Regions from separate parts of the Homo sapiens genome. Here region 2 is linked to region 1. Evidence: read pairs that join two places in POLR2A ChIA-PET (ENCODE). Cell type or tissue: GM12878. All regions are shown on one strand. Links, peaks and the distances in the headings refer to the core of each region. The heading gives the core; the rest is flanking DNA. Region 1 holds the start of C6orf89 (chromosome 6 open reading frame 89). Region 2 has its middle 5.4 kb from the start of MIR3925.

Evidence for each region. Peaks named below come from ENCODE experiments on the same cell type or tissue, not always from the same donor. Only the 100,000 strongest peaks of a DNase experiment are listed, where the experiment ranks them.
Region 2: POLR2A ChIA-PET joins it to region 1 with 8 read pairs; 2 of 35 experiments call an interaction of 5 or more read pairs at or near these places.

What each region holds. Positions count from the first base shown.
Region 1 is chr6:36,885,464-36,893,249 of GRCh38, forward strand. It overlaps C6orf89 (chromosome 6 open reading frame 89), which reads left to right and starts at 489. Exons shown (of 9, transcript NM_001286635.2): 1 at 489-565. RefSeq lists an enhancer at 249-328 and a silencer at 549-728. In GM12878, for the core only: no CTCF peak of the experiment used is centred there; no DNase peak of the experiment used is centred there.
Region 2 is chr6:36,626,631-36,629,130 of GRCh38, forward strand. No RefSeq gene overlaps it. Among named protein-coding and RNA genes, the nearest start is that of MIR3925, 5.4 kb to the left of the region's middle. In GM12878, for the core only: no CTCF peak of the experiment used is centred there; a DNase peak (open chromatin) is centred at 1,361; H3K27ac peaks cover 1,560 bases.

The DNA of each region.
Region 1 (7,786 bases), core at 2,597-5,096:
CTTAATTCGGCTTAAGTTTTTCTTTTATCAACAGAGTAAGCTCTCACTAATGAGTGGGCTGAGTGAAAACTGGAGGGATTTGTTCGTCTTTCTCAAGAGTAGTAGCTTCCAGAAGGAAGGGGCTGCTCTTCATTTACATTTCCCTTCCACTCCCATCCCTTAATGCCTAACATGCTGCCTGGCACATAGTAGGGGACTCAGTAAATGCTTGTTCTATGGATCAGTTCAGCTATGAAGTCTGTGTGAGCCAGTCCAGGTAAATTAGGAAGACAAGGATTTAGGACTGGGGCGAAAAGAGCCAGAACGGAAGAAGGACGCCAGGGGGAGCAAGAACCTACACTCTCCAGATATCGCGAGAGGTCCCGCGCTCGCCACGACACTGAGTGTTCTGTTTTGGGCGGAAGCGCTGGACGAGAGGAGGAATTACTCTAGGGTACAAGGCCTCGCCCAGGAGTGGGGGGTTGCTTCCGGGTCGCGCTCCCGGAAACAGGAAGTTGCCCATCCTCCTCGCCCGGCGGCAGCTGTCCCCGAGGCGGGAGGAGCCCGAGGGGCGCGAGCCCCGCATGTGAGTGACTGGGGCCCGAGGCTGGGTGGGGGGAGGCCGCCCTGTGACAGCCTCGCCGCGCCCGTCTCTGACATCCTCGCGCAGCCGCTTCTCGCCGCTGCTACCACCCTCTATCCCAGCGCGGATCCCTTTTCTCAGTCTCTCCAGTTTTGTAGACTGACAGCATCCCCTGGCAGCTCCCCCGGGGTCGACTCCCTTAAGACATCTGTCACTTTCTTTGACTCCGCCGGGGAGAGCAAAACGAGGTGGACCTTGCTTGAACTTGGTTCTCAGGCATCACAGCAGTGTCCATAACTTGAGCGTTGCTAATGAAGTCCAGATTTCTGCCCTTTTGACGGAATTTTTAAGAAATTAAGAGTAGATTCCCCACCCCCTTCTGAAAGATCTTTTTCTAATAATCGTTAGGGGGCAATAATTTTTTTTCTTTAAATGTGTACTTGGTATGTGATAAACCTGGCATCTTGGATTTCAGAAAGAAATATGACTTGGTTTCTTGACACAAGTAAAATAGTTGTTTGTAATCACCTCTTAGTAGAAGGAAATTTGCCTGCGTCGTGTTTTGTAGTATTTTAAGACTGTTAACCGTGCAGGCCACACTTTCTAGTCTCAGAGCCCTCATAGCCTTTGTATTCGCAAATATGTTTCTTTTAAAGTATTTAGTCATAAATCACTTTATAATAGAGACTACTTCCAGATACTTAGTATTCTGACTTTTCTGATGGCTCATTTGGTAGTTCCTGTGGTGGGATCTTCTATAGACGTCTCTCCCTTAATAAATTCGTTCATTTGAATTTGGGTTGTCAAAATTTCCCTCTAGGGAATAACATGCCTTTAAAATAATAACTAATAAATTCAATTCTGCTACATTGAAGTTTTGACTAAAGGTTCATGTAGCCCAACTTGCATACCAGAAAGAGGTCCTGTTTCTGTCAGACCTTTTCTGCCTTGGACTGAGGCATTTTTCAAGACCTGCTTTGAATACCTGTTCCTCCACAGCTACTCCACACACCAGAAACAATGTCCAAATGCTAGATTCCTAACCTGCTAACCTTAAACCCTCATCACATTGTTGCTACCTCTGCGTTTTTTTGTTTTTTTTTTTTTGAGACGGAGTCTCACACTGTCGCCCAGGCTGGAGTGCAGTGGCGTGATCTCTGCTCACTGCAAGCTCCGCCTCCCCGGTTCACACCATTCTCCTGCCTCAGGCTCCCGACCTCTGCATTTTTAAAAATGAATAAAATAATAAAACATAAAATGAATAAACCATGAGCCACGAGTTACATTCAATTAGTTCGGAATGATAATTTTAGGTCCTTTCTATAAATTTGTTCAACATTGATCTGATTCCACATCTGAGGTGAATTCCCACGTCTGTTCTTAGTTTTTTGTGTTTTCTCCATTTATCTCTGCTTTCAAGAAACACTATTTAGGGTGGGAGGTAGACAGGAAAATAGATGTAATGCCAAGCCCTAGAGGTGCATAGGACAAAAACTGAGGTCAGAGTCTTAAAGAGTTCACTTATTGGACAAAGCACTGGAGACTAGGCTTTTTAGGCAGAGGAAATTGTGTATGCAAAAGCAAAAAGATGTGAAATAGTATGACAGTGTAGAATGTGAAGAAGGATTGATGGGAAATGAAACTGAACAGGTAGGCAGTGACCAGATCATAAAGGGCCATGGTAAGTAATTTGGACTTTATCTTTTAAAAAAGACAGGAATCTCATTCCATCACCCAGGTTGGAGTACAGTGGTGCTATTACGGTTCACTGCAGCCTCGAACTCCTGGGCTCAAGCTACCCCTCACCTCTGCTTCCCAAGTAGCTGGGACTACAGGCAGGCACCACCACACTCGGCCAATTTTTATTTTTATTTTTTTTGTAGATACAGGGTCTTGCTATGTTACCCAGGCTGGTCTTGGAAGTCCTGGGCTCAAGCAGTCCTCCCACCTCAGCCTCCCAGTGTTGGGATTACAGGCATGAACCACCATGCTTGACTTAGGACTTTATCTTAAAATGATTGTTATTAGGTATTTAATTTGTCTGGCTATTGGAACAAATGTGTTACATCATTTTATAATTCTCTGAAATAAAACATTGTGGGGTAGAAATAATTATCCCCATTTTATACATGAAAACTGAGGCTTAGAGAGGATGAGTAGTGTCTCATGGCCACACAGTAAGTGGTAAAATCTAGAATTTGCATCCAGCTTTTTCCAACTCCAGTATCTGTGTTCTTAGTCACCATGCTAAACTGCTCCTGCAGAGGATGGGGAGTCTTGGAAGGTGCTTAGCATGAGCCAATTTGTGTTTCAAAAAAATAAGTGGCCGAGTGCAGCGGCTCACGCTTGTAATCCTAGCACTTTGGGAGGCTAAGGTGGGTGGATCACTTGAGGTCAGGAGTTCAAGACCAGCCTGGCCAACATGGTGAAACCCATTTTTTACCAGAAAAATACAAAAATTAGCTGAGTGTGGTGGCGCGTGCCTGTACTCCCAGCTACTCCAGAGGCTGAGGCACGAGAATCTCTTGAAGCCAGGAGACAGAGGTTGCAGTGAGCTGAGATCATGTCACTGCACTCCAGCCTGAGCGAAGAGTGAGACCCTGTCTCAGAAAATAAAAATAAAAAACTGGACAAGGTAGAGAATGGATTGGGGAAGAGGAGAACTGGAAGTATAGAGATTAACTACATCTTTGTGATGGTCCATAGGAGAGATGTTGAAGACCTTAACTGTGCTGTTAATGTAGAGAGGAAGGGATGAATGTGAGAATTATATAGGAGGCTGAATCAAGAGGACTTAGTGATAGTTTCATTGGTGGGAGTGAGGTAGGAGGAGAATAGTTTTTAAATTTGGAGGATTAGTGTTTCCATTAAGAAAAGAGGTGCAGTGGGAGGAATGAGTTGAAGGGGAAAACAGTAAGTTGGGTTATAGACACATTACATACAGGGAGCTATGGGAAACTTGGATCACCGTGTCTGGTAGGCAGGTAGATAAATGGGTCTTGAACCCTAGAGAGAGTTGTAGACTGGAGAAGAGATTTGGGAATCACCAATAGCTGGTGGTCAAAGTGTTGGAGGGAATAAGAAGGTCAAGGATAACTGGTGGATACCAGCAGAGAACGAGAGAATTATGTTAAGGTTTGAGTACACTTGAGGGAGATAGATAATGGGGTAGCAACAGCAGCTGCTGCAGAGAGGTCAGATAAGGTAATAACTGAAAAAAACGTCCTTCGAACTTGGCGTTTAGAAAGCCATTTGTGGCCTCAGTGAAAGCAATGTCGGTGGAGTGAGGAGGCAGAAATATGATTTCAACAGGTTAATAAATGAATGGAAACCTGAGAAACAAGAAAGTGTGTTACTTTCTCCCCCCAACCCCCAAAGGAGCTTTCCTCTGAAGGGAGGGAGGGAGAGAGTACCAGAAACTTAGAAAGGAACTATTATGGCATTTTTCTGATAGTAGAAACTGGAAAGGGTGAGGATGGAAGCAAGTAGAGGTAAGCTTAAAAATGTGAAGACTTCTTCAAGTATGTCAATGTCCTAAAAGACCAAAAAACAAAAACAAAAAAAAAAAGAAAAACCACACACTGGGGACTTGTTCTGAAGTTAAGTAGATTAAAGAGAGGCATGGCAGCCAAATTCAATGTGTGGTCATTGGTTGGATCCTGGATTTTTAAATAGCTATATGATCTTTTTAAAAAAATTTGATAGTTAAGGAAACTTGACTATAGACTGAATATTAGGTAATATTAAGAGATTACTCATTTTAATGGGTATGGCAATAATGCCAATGGTTGTGTGTAGAATAACGTCGTTATTCTTAGGAGATGCATGTTGAAATATTTAGAAATGATTTTATAATGTGTTGCAAATAACTTTCAAGTAGTTCTGGTAAAAACAGAAAGAAAATATAGCCAAATGTAAACAACTGGTAAATCTAAATGAAGGATATCCAGGTGTTCATTGTACTATTTTTGTACAAAAAGCTTTACACATTTAATGTGTACAGCTTGATGAATTTGGACATAAGTATGCCCTTGTGAAACCATCACCATGATCCATGCCATCAACCTATCCATCACCTTCAAGTTTCCTCCTGCCTTCTTACTTATTATTACTATTAGCAATAAGAACACTTAACATAAGACCTACCTTCTTAGCATATTTTTAAATATACAATACAGTATTGTTAACTCTGGGCACTGTGCTGTATAGTAGGTCTCTAGGAGTTATTCATCTTGTATAACTGAAACTTTGTATTCTTTGCCCAGTACCTCCCTGTTTCCCCCTGCCTGCAGCCTCCTGCAACCACCATTCTGTTCTTTGCTTCTATGAGTTTAGCTATTTTAGATTAATCGCACAAGTGGTATCATGTAGTATTTATCTTTCTGTGTCTGGCTTATTTCACTTAGCATAATGTCCTCCAGGTCCATCCGTATTGTTACAAATAGCAGGATTTCTTTCTTTTTTAAGGCTGAATAATATTCCATTGTATGTATATACTACATTTAAAAAAAAAATTTTATTCTTTTGACACAGAGTCTCAGTCTGTTGCTCAGGCTGGGGTGCCATGATGTGATCTCTGCTCACTGCAACCTCCACCTCCCAGGTTCAAGTGATTCTCATGCCTCAGCCTCCCGAGTAGCTGGGATTATAGGCATGCGTCACCATGCCTGGCTAATTTTTGTATTTTTAGTAGAGACAGGGTTTTGCTATGTTATGTTGGCCAGGCTGATCTCCAGCTCCTGGCCCCAAGTGATCCACCCGCCTCAACCTCCCAAAGTTTTGGGATTACAAGTGTGAGCCACTGTGCCCTGCCTGTACCTTGATTGTAAATTTTAAGCATTTATTGTAGTTTTAAGTTATTACTCTTTTAAATCGTATTAATCATTTCAATGTTTTATCAGTTATTTTTCCTTTTAATTGATGTTTGTTTCTTTGTAGTGGTTCTTATTATAATCTAAGAAGCACTTTTTCTTTTTATTATTATTATACTTTAAGTTTTAGGGTACATGTGCACAACGTGTAGGTTTGTTACATATGTATATGTGTGCCATGTTGGTGTGCTGCACCTATTAACTCGTCATTTACATTAGGTATATCTCCTAATGCTATCCCTCCCCACTCCCCTACCCCACTACAGGCCCCAGTGTGTGATGTTGCCCTTCCTGTGTCCAAGTGTTCTCATTATTCAATTCCCACCTATGAGTGAGAACATACGGTGTTTGGTTTTCTGTCCTTGCGATAGTTTGCTCAAAATGATGGTTTCCAGCTTCATCCATGTCCCTATAAAGGACATGAACTCATCCTTTTTTGTGGCTGCATAGTATTCCATGGTGTATATGTGCCACATTTTCTTAATCCAGTCTATCATTGATGGACATTTGGGTTGGTTCCAAGTCTTTGCTATTTGTGAATAGTGCCACAATAAACATATGTGTGCATGTGTCTTTATAGCAGCATGATTTATAATCCTTTGGGTATATACCCAGTAATGGGATGGCTGGGTCAAATGGTATTTCTAGTTCTAGATCCTTGAGGAATCACCACACTGTCTTCCACAATGGTTGAAGGAGCACTTTTTCTTTACTAGAACATATATTTAATTAATGGGATCACTGGATAAAATAGAATGGAATATATTCATAACACTAAAGAATGGATACCATACTTCATGGGTAGTGTAATATTAAAGAGCCAAGTAGAGAAAAAAGAAAATTTAATTTACTCTGGATATAGCTCCTAGTGTTGAAGATTGGGATGTATCTTGATGGACTTTTGAAACTTTCTTTTGAACTGTACTGTTTCCCCTTTTGTGCTTTAACTAGATGAATCAGTTTTCTATCCTAGAGTTACCTCGCTGGCATAGCTCTTCAGAAAACAGAACGTCCAGGGTAATGGCATATCAGTGTTCAGGACTTACTTATCTCTATAGAGGAATTAGTTCTCTGTTAAACAGGGCAAAAGAGAAGTTTACATTTCTCTTAACTTCTTTTCTGCTTTAAAGAAACATTTGTATTGGTAAGTTCTATCAGAGTTTTTCTGTCAGATATGCCTCTACCCTGTTTCTTCATAGGCAGAGACCCAGAAGGAATTGTGGAGAACATCTCATCAGAGCTCTCAGTTGTCTCCTCCTATTTCTGAAGTACTCCAGAAGTGAAACAACTCCCTGGCTTACCTCCGACAGGCCTCTCTTGAAAGCAAGGTTTCTTGACCTCGTTTTGAGGAGGGGTAGGAGGAGGTTCTCCTGTGCATTGCAGGATGTTTAGTCTTTACCCACCAGATGCTAATAGTACCCCTCCAGTTTGTTGATTTTTAATTTTTTTAAAAGAGCTGGAGCCTCCCTGTGTTGCCCAGCCGGGAGTGCAGTTGCTGTTCACAGGCGTGATCGTAACTCACTGAGCCTCTAACTTCTGGCCTCAAGTGATCCTCCTGCCTCAGCCTCCCGAGTAGCTGGAACTATAGGCATGTGCTGCTGTGCCCAACTCCTGTCCAGTTTTGATAATCAAAAATGTCTTCAGACATTGCCAAATGTCCCCTTTGGAGCAGAATTACCCTGAGAACTATTGTTGTAAAGTAGTGTCTCTTAATTGGGGGTGTGTGCCTTTAATCAGCAGAGAAGAGGCTTGAAAGCGTACACACCTGAGCTCCACTCCTAACAGTTCTGGCAACTTAGCATATCCGAGGTGGTGCATGATACTTTGATCCTAATAACTCCACTAGTGATCCTGCCTGTGCCCTTGCAGGTCTATGCCACTGTTAGAATCAGGCTAACTCTTCAGAACTTCCCCCTGTAGCAAAGCTCACTTTGGCCAGAGTTGGAACTACTTTCTGCAGGTAAGTGGATTGCCATCAAGCCTCAGCCGATTTCACTCAATCCTCTCATGCTTGATGCATAGTAATGACCTTATGTTTGAATTTTTTTTTTTTTTTGAGACGGAGTCTCGCTCTGTCGCCCAGTCTGGAGTGCAGTGGGGCAATCTCTGCTCACTGCAAGCTCTGTCTCCTGGGGTCACGCCATTCTCCTGCCTCAGCCTCCCAAGTAGCTGGGATTACAGGCCTCCGCCACCGCGCCCGGCTAATTTTTTGTATTTTTAGTAGAGACGGGGTTTCACTGTGTTAGCCAGGATGGTCTTGATCTCCTGACCTCGTGATCTGCCCGCCTCGGCCTCCCAAAGTGCTGGGATTACAGGCGTGAGCCACCGCGCCCGGCCTTGATTTTTTTTTTTT
Region 2 (2,500 bases), core at 1-2,500, 260 kb before region 1:
GGATATGGGGCCTCACTCGGGAGGAGAAAAAGAGTGAAGACAGAGAAGAATCAGTATAGGGCTTGGAACATTTCTCAGGTCATATCTTAACAGGAATTAGTGAACTTGGCAGAAATCATTTCCTCCCTGGTCAAAGTGGACTGATTACCAGTTCACCATGGGTTAGGCTTTTTGTTTTTATTCACTGAAATTCATGAGGAGTGAGAGGGCCTTTCTGGGGCTCACAGGCTCAGCCAGATGATGTGATGATGCTTTGCATAGTGCTCAGGCCTTCTGTCCAGATTCCCTCAGCCGATCCCCAAACTTGGTGTTTAGATGAGTTGTACACCCACTCCCATCCGCCACTCTAACCCACACCTGTCCCCTCTTCCCTTCTCTTCATGGCAGGGCCCTTCACATTTCTTTTTTCTTTGAGATGGAGTCTCACTCTGTCACCCAGGCTGGAGCGCAGTGGTACAATCTCGGTTCACTGCAACCTCCGCCTCCTGGTTTCAAGTGATTCTCCTGCCTCAGCCTCCCAAGTGGCTGGGATTACAGGTGCACCACCACACCTGGCTAATTTTGTATTTTTGGTGGACACAGGGTTTCATCACGTTGGCCAGGCTGGTCTCGAACTCCTGACCTCAAGTGATCTGCCTGCCTTGGCTTCCGAAGGTGCTGGGATTACAGGCGTGAGCCACTGTGCCTGGCCCACATTTCTTTTTGAGAAATTCCGACACCAGCCCCTTGGTGGCCAGTCTGCAGACCCCTTGCATGGCCAGAGCCACACTTTTACACAGGTGACACCACTGCTCTTGTCTCCCTGTCTGCCCATCACTGCCACACCTGATCCAGACTCCCACAAGCACAAGCCAGACCTCTGTTCCAGCCTCTTCCAGTTTTCCTCCATGTTTCCTGAATGGATATAGGATCTCACCGTGCCTTAGGTAAGAGTAGCCAACTTTATTTTTTGGCTGCTGTCAGTTCAGCCTCTTAGAGTGCCCCTCCCCACACCTTCACACATACCATTGGGCACATGGCTTTGCCAAGCCTCCTTTTCACTGTGCACTGCCTTGGGGGGAAAGGCCTTGTCCCCTGGAAGCCCAGAAGGGCCTGGACCCTCAGGCACCTTGTGACCCTACCCACCAGGGTCCATTCTTCCCCAGAGTACCCCCTGCCCTACCCTCTCCCTCCCACCCTAGCTCTGCTCTGTCCCTCAAAATTCAACTCCAACTTCAGGCACATACCTCCCTCCGGGCCAAGGCAGGGACAAGGGGTTAGGTGCTCCCATGAGCTGGGAACGATGTCAAGAGCTGATTTCAAGATTGCTCTTCAAGAACTTCCTCAGCCTGGCTGACATAGGCCTTGAGGGCTGGGAATTCCCACCTGGGAATCTTTCCAATATTCTGCCAGCTGTTTCTTCTCTTTCAGTGGTTTTATTATTTTTTTCTTTCTGTTCCACCGCCTCCTTTCGCTTTCAGTATGGGAGCTCAGGCAGAATGGTGGAGGAGGGTGGGGACCTGGCATTTGCTGAGTTAGGAGCTGTGGCCAAGGCCAGCTATGCCAAGGGAGAGGACAGGATACAGGAGGAAACAGGGCTGGGCACAGTGGCTCATGCCTGTAATCTCAGCACTTTGGGAGGCCGAGGCGGGTGGATCACCTGAGGTCGGGAGTTTGAGACCAGCCTGACCAACATGGAGAAACCCCGTCTCTACTAAAAGTACAAAATTAGGCCGGGCATGGTGGCTCACGCCTGTAATCCCAGCACTTTGGGAGGCCAAGGCGGGCAGATCACCAGGTCAGGAGTTCAAGACCAGCCTGGCCAACATAGTGAAACCCCGTCTCTACTGAAAATACAGAAATTAGCTGGGCATGGTGGCACGTGCCTATAGTCTCAGCTACTTGGGAGGCTGAGGCAGGAGAATCACTTGAATGCAGGAGGTGGAGGTTGCAGTGAGCTGAGATGGCACCACTGTACTCCAGCTTGGGCAACAGAGTGAGACTTTGTCTCAAAAAAAGAAAACAGCAACAACAACAACAACAACAACAACAAAATTAGCCAGACATGGTGGTGCATGCCTGTAATCCCAGCTACTCGGGAGGCTGAGGCAGGAGAATCACTTGAACCTAGGAGGTAGAGGCTGCAGTGAGCCAAGATCGCACCACTGCACTCCAGCCTGGGCAACAGAGTGAGACTTCATCTCAAAAAACAAAACAAAACAACAACAAAGAAACAAGCAAAGAAAAAACCAAAATTAGCCAGGTGTGGTGGTGCATGCCTGTAATCCCAGCTACTCTGGAGGCTGAGGCAGGAGAATCACTTGAACCCGGGAGATGAAGGTTGCAGTGAGCCAAGGTCACGCCACTGCACTCCAGCCTGGGCGACAGAGTGAGACTTTGTCTCCAAAAAAAAAAAAAAAAAAAAAAGGAGGAAACAGGAGTGGAACAGAGGAAGTGAGACCAGCACCAGGGCGGCCTCTTGTTTTTCTGGGGATTTTTACGTCATTCAGCTCTGGGCATA